Regions from separate parts of the Homo sapiens genome. Here region 2 is linked to region 1. A link is a contact called in ENCODE Hi-C or POLR2A ChIA-PET data. All regions are on one chromosome and are shown on one strand. Each heading gives the region's core, a stretch centred on a gene start or an enhancer-like site at or near the end of the contact. The rest is flanking DNA. Distances are from core to core; before and after follow the strand shown.

Region 1 (6,893 bases), core at 3,245-5,744:
ATTAGTGCAGTGCTCTGGGGTTAGTTACAGTTTGGCATCAATACCACCTTTCAGCATGAAGGGACAAGGGAAAGGGAAAGGGAAAGGATTCCAGAACCTGGAATGAGAGAGCTGTGTGGAGAGGGCTGCTTGTACCATTTGGTGGATGAACTCAGCCAGCCCACAGGGAGGGAGCTGGAAAAATAAACGCTCCAACTTCACTTCGCTTTTCCCCACACATCCCCAGCCCTTTCCTGGGATCCCCAGTCCTTCTCATTGACCAAAACCATCTGGAAGCCAGAGACCAAGGGAACATATCGATTCAGGCATACAGCAGGGTAGAAAATGGATCTGGAGGGGCAAATACAAGAAATCCACACAGGGAGAATTGCTGGGGCAATGCCCTTGAGTAGGTGAGATTGAAGAAACTTGGTGTACAAGTAGAGGGATTAGCCTTAGATAAGACCTCTACCGTTCATGCTGAGGACAGGAGAGAAGGCAGAATGCCAGGGTGCAAATGCTGGTAGGTGCAAATGCTGGTAGTTTGGGGGATAAGGTTGTTTTTCTCTTCGGATTCCTTCGAGTTTCTCAGTGAGTTAAAAAGCAAGGTCATCAGATTGAGCATGAGATTTTTTTTTTTTGAGACGGAGTCTCAACTCTTGTTGCCCAGGCTGGAGTGCAGTGGCGCAATCTCTGCTTACTGCAAGCTCTGCCTGCCGGGTTCATGCCATTCTGCCTCAGCCTCCCGAGTAGCTGGGACTACAGACGCCCGCCACCACGCCCGGCTAATTTTTTGTATTTTTAGTAGAGATGGGGTTTCACCATGTTAGCCAGGGTGGTCTCGATCTCCTGACCTCATGATCCGCCCACCTTGGCCTCCCAAAGTGCTGGAATTACAGGCGTGAGCCACCACGCCTGGCTGAGCATGAGATATTTGTATGTGTGCATAATATTAAAGAATCTGGGAGTACATTTATAATTGTGAGCTGTTTGTCAGTTGGGGACTGCCTATACTTTCGTACTTCTGCCATTTATCTTTACTGCTCTGTGTCCTCAAAAACATAACTCTTTTTTCTAGTCAGAACCATCTCCTCACAACTCCAGTACCTTCCAAGTTAATGTTTTTGCATGCTTTTGTCTAAAATAAACTACCTATCCCTTTGTCTATCCATTTGCGATGTCGAATTCAAGGCATACTTCCTTCATGAAGCCCTTATTAAATTCTCCATCTCATGCTATCCTTTCACTTCTATGTACTTTAACTTGTAGTGAATGCCACAAATTTCCAGCTTTGTTTTCTAATTGTTTCCTGCTATTCTTGGTCTCTGAACTTGACTGTAAGATCATCTAGCAGAAACCATTTTTTCTTTTGGTCATCCTCTCACTATGATGAGTGACAGGCTTGAAATAATTGTTCATTGTTATTATTCAATAGTTATTGCTCAATAGTTATTACTATTATCCACTCAGAGCCACAACAATTCTGAAGTAACTATGATGGCTGTGATTTTAATAGTTTTGTTTTTTAGCTACATAATCCAAAGGACATGGTGACTATCAATTGAAAGGCGAAAAATATCCTCTCCAATGACTATTTTTGATTTTGTTAAATAAGAAGTTATAGCTAAATATGAACCAGATGCATTTACTCAACATATTACAATTATTGTAGGAAAATATTCTGAGTTTGTCGTAGTCTGGAGATTTTCAATCCTAGTTGTATTGGTTATGTGCCTGGAAGAAACCTGAAGGTATTAGGAATGGTTCATCTAAGAGACAAACGTAGCAAGCTCAAGAGACTTCTCCTTGCTAACTCCAATCTAGCTAGTCACCAAGTTCTGCTGATTCTAGGTCTGAAATGATTCTCAACTCCCTGGGTATCTTAAGTTTGACTTGTCTGAAGCCACATCTTGATATGCTCCCTAACATGTTCCACTCCCTCCCCATCTCCCTTATCTCAGTCCATTTGGGCTGCTAGAACAAAATACCAAAAAGTGGGTGGCTTATAAAAAACAGAAATTCATTTCTCACAGTTCTGGAGGCTGGGAAGTCTAAGATCAAGGCCCCAGCAGATTCTGTATCTGATGAGGGCACATTTCCTGGTTCATAAATGGCACCTTCTTCCTGTGTCCTCACACAGTAGAAAGGGCAAGGCAGCCTGTTTTACAAGGACACTAATTCCATTTGGCAAGTGGCACAAATGGGATTAATCTCTTATCCTGAAGGACCTAATCACCCCCGAAAAGCCTCACCTAATACTATCACATTGGGAGTTGAATTAAGTTTCAATATGTGAATTGGCAGGTGGTGAGGGCACACAAATATTCAGACCATAGCAATTCTAAACCTTGAAGTAATTCTTGATTTTTCCATCTCCTATTTTCACATTCAATTCATCCAATTCTGTCAGTTCTTCCCACAAATGTATTGTAATTCAGACCTCTTCACTTGTTCAGTTCTCCAAGTAAGTATGAATCACAGATATCACATACATTTTATGTAAGACTTAGAGTATGTCAGGGGCACACTTGGTTCTCTTGCTGAGGCACACTCCTGCACCCATTTGCAGTGTTCTTCCTTTCTAATAAACTTTCCTTTTTCAAACCTAAAAAAAAAAAGAATATATGTTTTATTGTTACCTCTTAAAACCACGAATTGTGTTCAGAAAACTCCACTGGTTTTCATCACACCTGGAGTAAAATCCAGAGCCCTTGGTGTGGCTTGCAAGTCTCTACACAATCTGGTTCTACTTCTCCCTCTGACCTCATCACCCACCACTCTTTCCTTTTCTTTCTTTAAACTTTTATTTCTTATTTTTAAAATTTTCTCTGTGAGTCTAGCAAATGATCCCATTCTCACTGTACTCCAAGCAGGCTGGCCATGTTGCTATTCCTTGAATGTAACAAACATGCTCTTGCTGTTTTCTCATTCTGGAATAATCTTTTCCCCATATTTCTACATAGCTCACCTTTTCAATTGATTCAGATCTTTGCTCATATTAACTCCTCAGGTGATTACATATTATTGTGATTTGTATGGGTATATAGTTGGCAAAAGATAATGTTAAAAATTTACCAACGCTTGGGCAGAAATGGTGGCTCACACCTGTAATCCTAGCAGTTCGGGGAGCTGAGCTGGGCAGAATGCCTGAGCTCAGGAGTTGGAGACCAGCCTGGGCAACATGGTGGAACTTGGTCTCTACAAAAATACAAAAATTAGCTGGGCTTGGTGGCGCATGCCTGTAGTCCCAGCTACTTGGGGGACTGAGGTGGGAGGATTGCACCTGTGGTCCCAGCTACTTGTGGGGCTGAGGTGGGAGAATCACTTGAGCTTGGGAGATAGAGGCTACAGGGAGCTGTGTTTATGCCACTGCACTCCATCCTGTGTGACAGAGTGAGACCCTATCTCAGAAAAAAAAAAAAAAAAAAGAAAGAAAGAAATTTACCAACCCTCCAAGACTAGCCAACTATTGGACCATTGTCATTTATATAAAACAAACACAACCATTTTAGATTTGATGAGGCACTTTCAAACTCTTTGGCCCATCTATTAGCAAAAGGGAATGTTATATTACCTAGAAAAAGAACGTAGCTGGGCACAGAGGGTCGTGCCTGTAATCCCAGCACTTTGGGAGGTTGAGGTGGGAGGATAGCTTGAGTCCAGGAGTTTGAGACCAACCTGGGCAATATAGTGAGACCTTGTCTATGAAAAAAAGAAAACCTAAACATATAAGGAACTTTCACTTTTGTAACACCAAACTGCCTTTGTAGAATATCTCAGGATTAAACAAATTCGAACAGTGCCAGTTATTAACCCCTTTGGATATGGACTAATTAAGAAGATATGAGACAATCAGAAAAGGTCTTATTAAGATTTCTCGGTTTATACATAAACTCAGATAATAAAACCTCTCTCGTAATACAACTTTGGAGCACTCAATTCTGTTGAGTTATCTCCTCTTTTATTAATGCCAGATCTAGTCACTCTGACTGGGTAATGCTAACTATGGAATTCTGTACAGTGTACGTGTGAATATATGCACTGTATATATATGTGAGGCATGCCTATATGGTGTTAAGCCTTTATCCTTAATGTCTCTCATTTGTGGAAATAATATTCCTTCTTTTATTTGACACTTATTTTCCCCTGGGATTTCCCCAGTGGTATCAACTCTGAACTAGGCAGGCTTCACAGCAGACCAAGTATGACATTGTTTTAATTAACGCCACTCTGAAATATTTGGCTGTGAGTACTTGATAAGGGAAGGCTTCATAAGTATTTCAGGAGGTCTCATTCTCCCGCCTTAAGACCCTTACTACTCTTCTAGGAATTGGGGGAGGAATACAGTGAACTGTCTATGTCCTCACTCTTCAGTGGTAATACTTTATGGGTAGTGCTTCAGGGATGAGTGTGTGGAAAGATTCTAGTTACCTCCCCCTTTCCTTCCAGCAGTCAGACAGAAAGGAAAACGTGGGTGGCCATATAGGGAGATAAACTTGCTCTTCCATGCCCTCAGTTACACGTAACACTTAAAATTTCTTGGCATCTACTGCCACCGTGTGGTTATTTACATTTACTGACTTTAATGTGTTTCCCTTTTAAGGCTGGTCCGAAACAAAAATACAAGGAATTCTAGTTTGTTTTAGTATCCTTCAGCCTCAGATTGTTCCCAAGTCCCTCTAGGTTCTCTGTGCTCTTACACTGACGAGAAGATTCCACTACTAAATACTTTCTTCTTCTCTTATGTTACGCTCTACTAAAGCATGCTGCTGATACTCCAGTGACTTTCAGAGTTTTTGATGAACCAGTTTGAGGCAGAAAGATTCTAAAATGGGCTCCATATGTCCCTGTCCCTGATATTATGGCTTATGTAATCCCTTCACAGGAGTGTGGATGAGACCTGTGACTAGCTTTTAACCAACAGAATATGGCTGAGGTGATGGGATGTCACACTGCAATTACACTGGACAGTATTGTAACTTCTGTATTGCTAACAGACTCTCTTTTTTAGTTTTATTTTTTAATTTTTGTGGGTATAGTAGGTGTATATATTTATGGGGTACATGAGATGTTTTGATTACAGGCATGAAATGTGATATAACCACATCATGGAGAATAGGGTATCCATCCCCTCAAGCATTTATTCTTTGAGTAACAAACAATCCATTTACACTCTTTGAGTTATTTTAAGATGTGCAATTAAGTTATTATTAACTATAGTCACTCTGTTGTGCGATAGCACAACAGATAAATGATAAAATAGGTAAATGATAAAATAGGTCTTATTCATTCTTTCTATTTTCTTGTACCCATTAACCATTCCCACCTTCTCCCTGCCCCACACACTATCCTTCCCAACCTCTGGTAACTGTCCTTTTACTTTCTATGTCCATGAGTTCAACTGTTTTAATTTTTATATCACACAAATAAGTGAGAACATGCAGTGTTTGTCTTTGTGTGCCTGGCTTATTTCACTTAGTAAAATGATCTCCGGTTCCATCTGTGTTGTAGTAAGTGATGGGATCTTATTCTTTTTATGGCTGAATAGTATTCCATTGTGTATATGTATAACATATTCTTTATCCATTCATCTGTTGGTGGACACTTAGTTTGTCCAAATCTTAGCTATTGTAAACAGTGCTGCAGCAAACATAGGGGTGCAGATATCTCTTCAATATACTGACTTCATTTCTTTTGGGTATACCCAGCAATGGGATTGCTGGATCATATAGTAACTCAATTTTTAGTTTTTTGAGGAACCACCAAACTGTTCTCCATAGTGGTTGCGCTAATTTACATGCTAGCAGACTCTCTTGATCGCCTTCTGGGTTTGCATGCATGAAGCAAGCAGCCATGCTAGGGAGACTCAGTGAAAAGAAACTGAGGGTGGCTGCTGGCTGTCAGCTGCAAGAAATTGAGGCTCTCAGTCCAACAAAACACAGGGAATTGTAACAACCACATGAACTTGGAAGCAGATCATCCTCTTCGGTTGAGCTTTCAGATGAGATCACAGCCTTGGCCAACACCTTGATTGCAGCCTGATGAGAGACCTTGAAGGAGAGGACCCAGTTAAGCTATGCCCAGATTCTGTGAGCTTATACAGACAGTCCTTGACTTACTATGGTTCAACTTATGATTTTTGTGACTTCATGATGGGACAAAGGACGTTAAGTATTCAGGAGAAACTGTATTTTGAATTTTGATATTTTCACAGGCTAGTGATATACAGTACAATATTCTCTCTCCATGCTGGGCAGTGGCAGCAAGCCACAGCTCCCAGTCAGCCACACAATCAGAAGGGTAAACAACTGGGTACTCTACAGTGTACTGTGTTTCCAGATGATTTGGCCTGATAGTGGGCTAATGTAAGTGTTCCAAGCATGTTTAAGGTAGGCTAGGCTAAACTATGATGTTCGGTAAGTTAGATATATTTAATGCATTTTTGACTTACAATATTTTCAACTTATGGTGGGCTTATTGAGATGTAACCCCATTGTAAGTTGAGGAGCATCTGTAAATGTGAACTGTTTTCAGCCATTAAATGTGTGGTAATTTGTTACACAGCAATAATTAATACACAGTTCTTTGGTTTTACTTACATCATTCCCCTCTTCCTAGGACTGCAATATAAGTCCTTGGAGACTGTTTTTGGCAATAAATATAATTGTCAAACACCATTCTTTGTTCAGAATTGTCCCTTCTCTCCCACCAAGGCTCTGTTACTGAATCAGCTTGTGCCTGATTTCTTTAAAATAAGTTCTCTTTCAGGAGCTATCTCAACTCCTCATACAAAGAAAGTTTTGTGGGGCCTGCATATATAATCTGCATTCTTAATTTAAAAAAATGTTTCATTTGCGTGGAACACCTGTCTAAGAGCATCACAGTGGTGCCAAAAGGCAGGGGTGGAGAAAGGG
Region 2 (6,598 bases), core at 4,024-6,523, 380 kb before region 1:
TCAGATAATACAAAGAGTTAACCAATAAAAGAAAAAGTCATTCATAATCTTACCACTATTAACATTTTGATGTATCTATCTGTATGTATGGCTATTCTTTTTTGTTAAAACATGATCATAGCATATCTACTATTTTATTATTTGATTTTTAAAATTTAACATTATATTATGGGTAACCTTACATGTCAATAAACAATTCCACATTGTCATGCTTTAAATGGCTGCATAGGCTGGGTGTGGTGGCTCACGCCTGTAATCCTACCACTTTGGGAGGCCAAGGCAGGTAGATCACAAGGTCAGGAGTTCGAGACCAGCCTGGCCAATATGGTGAAACCTCATCTCTATTGAAAATACAAAAATCAGCCAGGCACGGTGGCAGGCGCCTGTAGTCCACCTACTCGGGAGGCTGAGGCAGGAGAACTGCTTGAACCCAGCGGCAGAGGTTGCAGTGAGCCAAGATTGAGCCACTGCACTCCAGCCTGGTGATAGAGCGAGACTCTGTCTCTAAATAAATAAATAAATAAATAAATGTCTGCATAGTATTCCATTGTATGCATTTATTATACATTCAAACATTAAACATCTACCATACCAATCATGGTTCTAAGCATACAGTAGCCACCTTCATGCTTCCTTGATTGGGCTTACAGTCTAGTAAGGAGACAGATATTAAATAACTGCATAAAACACTGTTCTTGGTAGGTAATAACCCAGATGCTATGAGCCATCCAGTAAAGGTTACCGATCTTATCTGGAAGGATCAGAAGATGGATGTCCCATAATTTAACCAATTATCTATTGATAGGCATTTATTGAGTTTTAAATGAATAATGACATGATCAATAAAAATGTCCTCCTCACTTAAAGAATAGAAAAACCAGGAGAAGGGAGTTCTGAAATAAGTAAGTATGTAGGTCCAGCATCAATGGCTCAAGATACTCTATTCCCAAATAACCCTTAAGTTATCTGGTTCTATTCCAACCCTTGGGTATTACTATCTTCTCTTTGGTCTCATGCATTGAGAATTCAGCAAAGGATTTGTTCCCTACAGTGTGCACGGCCCTTAGGATAGCAGGATTCCCTGAAGAGGGCCAAAGGGGCAGGAGCGCAGCCTTAGTGGCAGTGCTGGTCCATGAGGCTCTACAAAGCAAGGGATGGGTGTTTGGGAGGAGGAAAAGGCTCTTGCTGTACTCCTAGAGGTTGGAATTAAAGTGGAAAAGCCAGAAAATTCAAGTCCTTTACTAACATGTCTGGAGATTAGAAGGTATATGTACATGGGGGAGAAGCCAAAATTATTGCTGCGAGTGGTCAGCAAGAAAATCAAGGCTCTTTTCATTATTTTGAGCATTCCTCTGATATTTGAAAAGGAAGTACAACAGGAAAGGAAGTCTGAGGATGGAAGCTAAAATTGGTATGAATTTATATTTTAGAGATCAAAATGTACCTTATGTTGAAACCTATGTAAGAAGTGATTATGTAGAAAGAGTGAAAGTGATAGCTCTTAGTCTGGAAAGCCCACTGGCTTGTTTGGGCATTTCTCATGGCTTCCCACTCAAAGTGGATCCCCAAAATCACTTGATGGATTTCCTTGCTGATTTCTAAGTAAACTATGGTTTAAGAAAGAAATGACAGGGCTCAGCACTGCCCTACAGTACCAAGAATACAAATGTTTCCATGAAGTCTTCAAAGGCATTTGTAAAATTCAGGCTGTAAGTGATTAGTTAGTTCATTCTGCACTTATTTATTAACTGTATATTCAGTTCCAGGCTCTAGGGTAGAGATTATGGATAAAGGTGAATTAGATAGATGAAGTTTTTGCCCTCACAGCAAAAGCTTTAGCCAATAATTAAAGCTATCACTGGAAGTGGGTCTGTGCCAATAACCTAGAGAAGAGCAGTGCTTTTAGAGTTGAGCTATATTCCCAATCAGTTCTTAATGGTGGTTTTACCCCCTTCCCTCTACACTGTCTTTTCTTGAGATTGGATCATGTGTGTGAACCCACATCATTTCCAGTCAAAATCACCAAGAGAGGCCGGACACAGTGGCTCATGCCTATAATCCCAGCACTTTGGGAGGCCTAAATGGGTGGGCCTCTTGAGTCCAGAGTTTGAGACCAGCCTGGGCGACCCCAGCTCTACCAAAAAAACCAAAAAACAAAAAATACCAAAAAAAAAAAAAATTAGGCCGATGAAGTGACATGCACCTGTGTGCCACCTACTCAGGAGGCTGAGGTGGCAGGATCACTTGCATCTGGGGGCAAAGGCTGCCGTGAGCTGAGATTGTGCCATTGCGCTCCAGCCTGGGCGACAGAGCAAGACTCTGTGTGTGTGTGTGTGTGTGTGTGTGTGTGTGTGTGTGTGTGTGTGTGTGTGTGTGTGTATACACACACACATATATATACACACACCCCCAGGAGACCTTTTGTCTTTCTTGGTTCATGTGCCCATCAGTGTGGGCAGGAGAATAGAATACTCTGTCCACACTTGAGTCTTAGTCACCTTTGGAGCCTAGGAGTCAGCCATCCTCATTCAACTACATGGATCGAGAATGGGAATCTGGGAGAATTTTTTTATGGGCAGATTAAAAAGGAAGTTAACTATGTAAAGTAAGGCATTGCCTTCCCACCCCATCCCACCTCAGTTCGTGTTAAATTATGAATTTTTCTAAGAGAGTTCTTTAATGACATGGATAGAGAGGAAGCTGAGGTGGCAGTAGAGTAGGGAGTGGAAGGCAAATACATAAGATACTATTAAACTGTGAAGCTGTTTGTTACAATTCCAAGATTTTATAATTTCTCCAACAAAAAACATTTGTATTTTCTTCCCAGTTTAAGTTCAATGTTAATTTGAGAAATAATTCTACTCTCAAACTTCATGTTATGCTGACAGTTCAACTGATGCTGTCAAAATGTGAATTACTAACTTCAGTATTCTCTATTCATCTGATTTTTCTTAAAATGTTTGCGTGTTAATATACTCACTAGCTTTAATGCTCTACTCTTATACTGGCACCTTAATTATGGTAAAAGGTAAAAGGTTAAGTTAAAATTCCCAATCCTAGTTATTTGGTCAAACAGAAGATTAACAGAACTCCATGGCTTACCACAGGAATATTTATCAAGAGAAAAAGAAGATACCTATTTGAATTTACATGACACTTTCTGTGAAATATCTGGATTACCAGATTAGTCTGAAACAAATGCCTTCCAAATTCTACAGCGCATGCCCAAGGCACTCTTTACAGTACCTGTTCGGGTCTTTTCTTCTAATTTTAAGCACCTACCCAAACGTCTTCCCAGGCTTGTCATAATAAGCAAATAACCTCAGAGCAGACAAAGTGATTCAATCTAAGAACCTTGAATTTCTCTCCTTTTCACCTCAAAATTTCTATTCTCACACTTTCTTTTTGTTTCTCTTTCCGAGAAGTGGTTCTCCATCAGCAAATACCAACTGTTTTCTGTCCTCTATTATTTATTCCATCTCTTCCTCCTGATCCCTGCCCCATGTTGAACCCCCATTGCCCCACTTTGATCCTTCAGTCTCTTCCTCACATCCAGAACTGTACCAGATTTACTCCCTTAGCACACTGATTAAAATTTATTTCCATTTCCTTATGGAGGAGGTATTAGAGACTGATCCCAGACCTCTACAAATTTCATTGTGGCAGGGTAATGTTATGTGTCCATAAACCTTGTTCCTTTTCTTTCAGCCTGCAGTTAGGTAGAGCCATGTCATTTATTTGTAACTATTAGAATATGGGTATATGGGTTGAAGTAATGTAGGCCATTTCCAGACATGGCCCATAACACTTCTCAAGAGATTCTTCATATTCTATCTCTTCCCCTCCAACATGCACCCTTCAAGGTTGAAGATGGCACCACACAAGATAGAAGGAGCCAGTGTTCCAAATGACTAGGCAGAGCAGAATGCTCCCCTCCCTACACCCTAGCACCAATTGGTTTGGATGTGATAGTTGAATAATACACTTTTATTGTTTTAAGACATTAATATTTTGAGATTAATCTGCAAGTCTAGTTAGTAAAACTCGAACTCTGAGCTGTCTAATGCAGTAGCCTCTAGCCACATGTAGCTATTTAAATTTAAATTTTAATTTTAATTAATCAAAATTCAACTCAGATATACTAGCCACATTTCAATTGCTCAGTAGCCACACTAATTAAATTTAAATTTAAATAGCTACATGTGGCTTATAGCACCATACCAGATAGCACAGATGTAGACTGTTTCCATCATCACAGAAAATTCTATTGGATAGTGCTGCCTTAACTAATAAGACACAAATGTTCTTATTTTTTAAATAGTCCCTAAAACAAACGAAAAACAAAGAACTCCCTTCTCTAATGGCAAATTTCAGTTTGCCTAAAAGAAGACTCAGAATGCTTTTCTTATATTGTTACCTCTGACTGCCACTAAATGAATAAATTTCCTGTCTTGCTCCTTCTGCCAAACTTCTTGAATGGGTGATCTTTAACTCCTTGCAATCCTGGCTTTTTTCCCCAGTGCTCACCTGTAATCAGTGTTGGCCACAACTCCCACCCAGATGTCTCCTAAATAGTTCTCTGAACCCACCTCTGTCCTGATCTACAGACATTCATTCCAATGCTTTAGCATTTCAAGGTCATCAAATGACTCAGTGACATCTCAGACAGTCAGACAGACCAGGTCAACTATGAACTATTTATGCCAAACCTTACATGGTTCATGTTATCCTTGCTATCCCATCAAAATAACCACAGGCTTTTTTTTTTTTTTTTTTTAATTTTTGAGATGGAGTCTCACTCTGTCACCCCGACTAGAGTGCAGTGGTGCGATCTCGGCTCTGCTCACTGCAACCTCCGTCTCCTGGGTTCAAACAGTGCTCATTCCTCAACTCCCAAGTAGCTGAGATTACAGGCATGCACCATCACGCCTGGCTAATTTTTCTATTTTTAGCAGAGATGGGGTTTCGCCATGTTGGCCAGGCTGGTCTCGAACTCCTGACCTCAAGTGATCTGCCCGCCTCCACCTCACAAAGCTTTGGGATTACAGGCATGAGCCACGGTGCCTGGCCTGCAGCCTCCTTTATTTTACAAAAGGCATTACCACTTAAACACTGAAGATAGCACGAATCTCTGATGTTTGCAAGTTCAGAATAAAATGGAAATGAAAATTCATTATGTGGCAGTCTCAGTACTGAGCACAAAGGCTTTTAACCACAAGCAAATTACTGTGCTAGCCAGACCGTGTGAGAGAACTCCAGGCCAGCTTGCTAAAACTGAGCAGGAGAATTTGGAGAGAGTCCAGAGGAGAGCCACAGAAACAACTGAAGCATGACAAGAATAATTGCAGTTCTGTTATAGAGAGGTCATCTATATCAGGCTTTTATGGAGTACCATGTGGAATGTTACCACGCAGAGCATGGGGAACAGCTGTTGTGACTCAACAAGAGACAGGACAGAAGAAATGAGAACAGGTGGAAGATCAATAATTTAGGTTTGATATGGGGAAAGATGGAACAGTCAAAGGGATTCACACTGATTTTTGGCTGAGCAGAAGGCAGAGTCTCCTCCAACGGGCAATGTAAGTGCCCCCACTCATCTACACCCCGAGAAGAGCCATCAAACTGTATTAAACTTGGAAAAAGCTATTTAACTTCAAGTGTGCTGCGAGAAAACTTCATAATAGTTCCTAAGATGTGCTAAAAAGTAAAGTCCAAAAAGATCATAAAGTCTGTAGAGAAGTTCTAAGAGTGCAGTCAGCTATAAAAACCTAGCAATTTAATTTCTTAGAAAAATGTAGCTGGAGTTCAAACTGTAGTAACAAAGGCAAGTAAATTAAGTTGTGGGCAGGTGTAATTAAGTTAATAGGAATGGCAGGGATGAATATAAATCAGAACAGGACTAACAGTTTGAAACATTAGATATTCAAATGCTCAGAGCTGATGAGCCGAGCCACTACGCTAACAACTCTGCAAACCAAAGGTTTCACAAATTGCACAAGAACCTGGCCTCGATCCCATTGTGTTGCTGGCATAAGATTAGAAGGGCCTGTTGGTTCAATTGTTGCTTTGGACAGAGGAGGACAAACTTGCCACAGTGAAGAAATCATTTTTAAAAACCACCACTGTCCTTTAGTGCACTAATTTCTCTAATAACTAGGTGTATATTAGAAATAATGATATATAAGTGCAGTATACTCCAGTTTCAACAGAATGGTGTCACTTCTGTAAAATGTTGATTTTCAGATTGTCATACTTTCTAAATACAAAAATTTGTCACAGCTTCCACATTTACAAGATATTAAACATTCCATAAAATATTTGTAGAAATATGAAAAACCAATTTTTGTAGTTGCCTTTTGAAATGTATACAAAATATCCCACATGGGCAACATGGTAAAACCTCGTCTCTACAAAAAAAAAAAAAAAAATACAAAAAGTTAGCCAGGCCTGGTGGTGCACGCCTGTGGTCCCAGCTACTCGGGAAGCTGAAGTGAGATCACCTGTGCCCAGGAGGTCGAAGCTGCAGTGAGCTGTGATTGCACCACTGCACTCCAGCCTGGGTGACAGAGTGAGACTTTGTCTCAAATAAACAAAAAGA

Evidence for each region. Hi-C counts contacts between places; a loop is a spot of excess contacts on that map. ChIA-PET counts read pairs that join two places held with the same protein, here RNA polymerase II (POLR2A). Pooled maps may share reads with other maps.
Region 2: a loop to region 1 is called in a pooled map, with 2.6 times the contacts of the local background. The contact joins two enhancer-like sites. A Hi-C loop is called at or near these places in 5 of 50 pooled maps. POLR2A ChIA-PET finds 5 or more read pairs at or near these places in 2 of 52 experiments (GM10248 and activated T-cell).

What each region holds. Positions count from the first base shown.
Region 1 is chr1:99,806,477-99,813,369 of GRCh38, reverse strand. No RefSeq gene overlaps it. Among named protein-coding and RNA genes, the nearest start is that of AGL, 40 kb to the left of the region's middle. RefSeq lists an enhancer at 3,596-4,096. Within about 2 kb of position 4,494, at least 4 of the 41 ENCODE cell types and tissues checked have a DNase peak (open chromatin) inside an H3K27ac peak, as active enhancers do.
Region 2 is chr1:100,187,531-100,194,128 of GRCh38, reverse strand. DBT (dihydrolipoamide branched chain transacylase E2) reads left to right here. Exons shown (of 11, transcript NM_001918.5): 11 at 1-6,598. Among named protein-coding and RNA genes, the nearest start is that of LRRC39, 13 kb to the right of the region's middle. RefSeq lists an enhancer at 5,315-5,464. Within about 2 kb of position 5,273, at least 10 of the 41 ENCODE cell types and tissues checked have a DNase peak (open chromatin) inside an H3K27ac peak, as active enhancers do.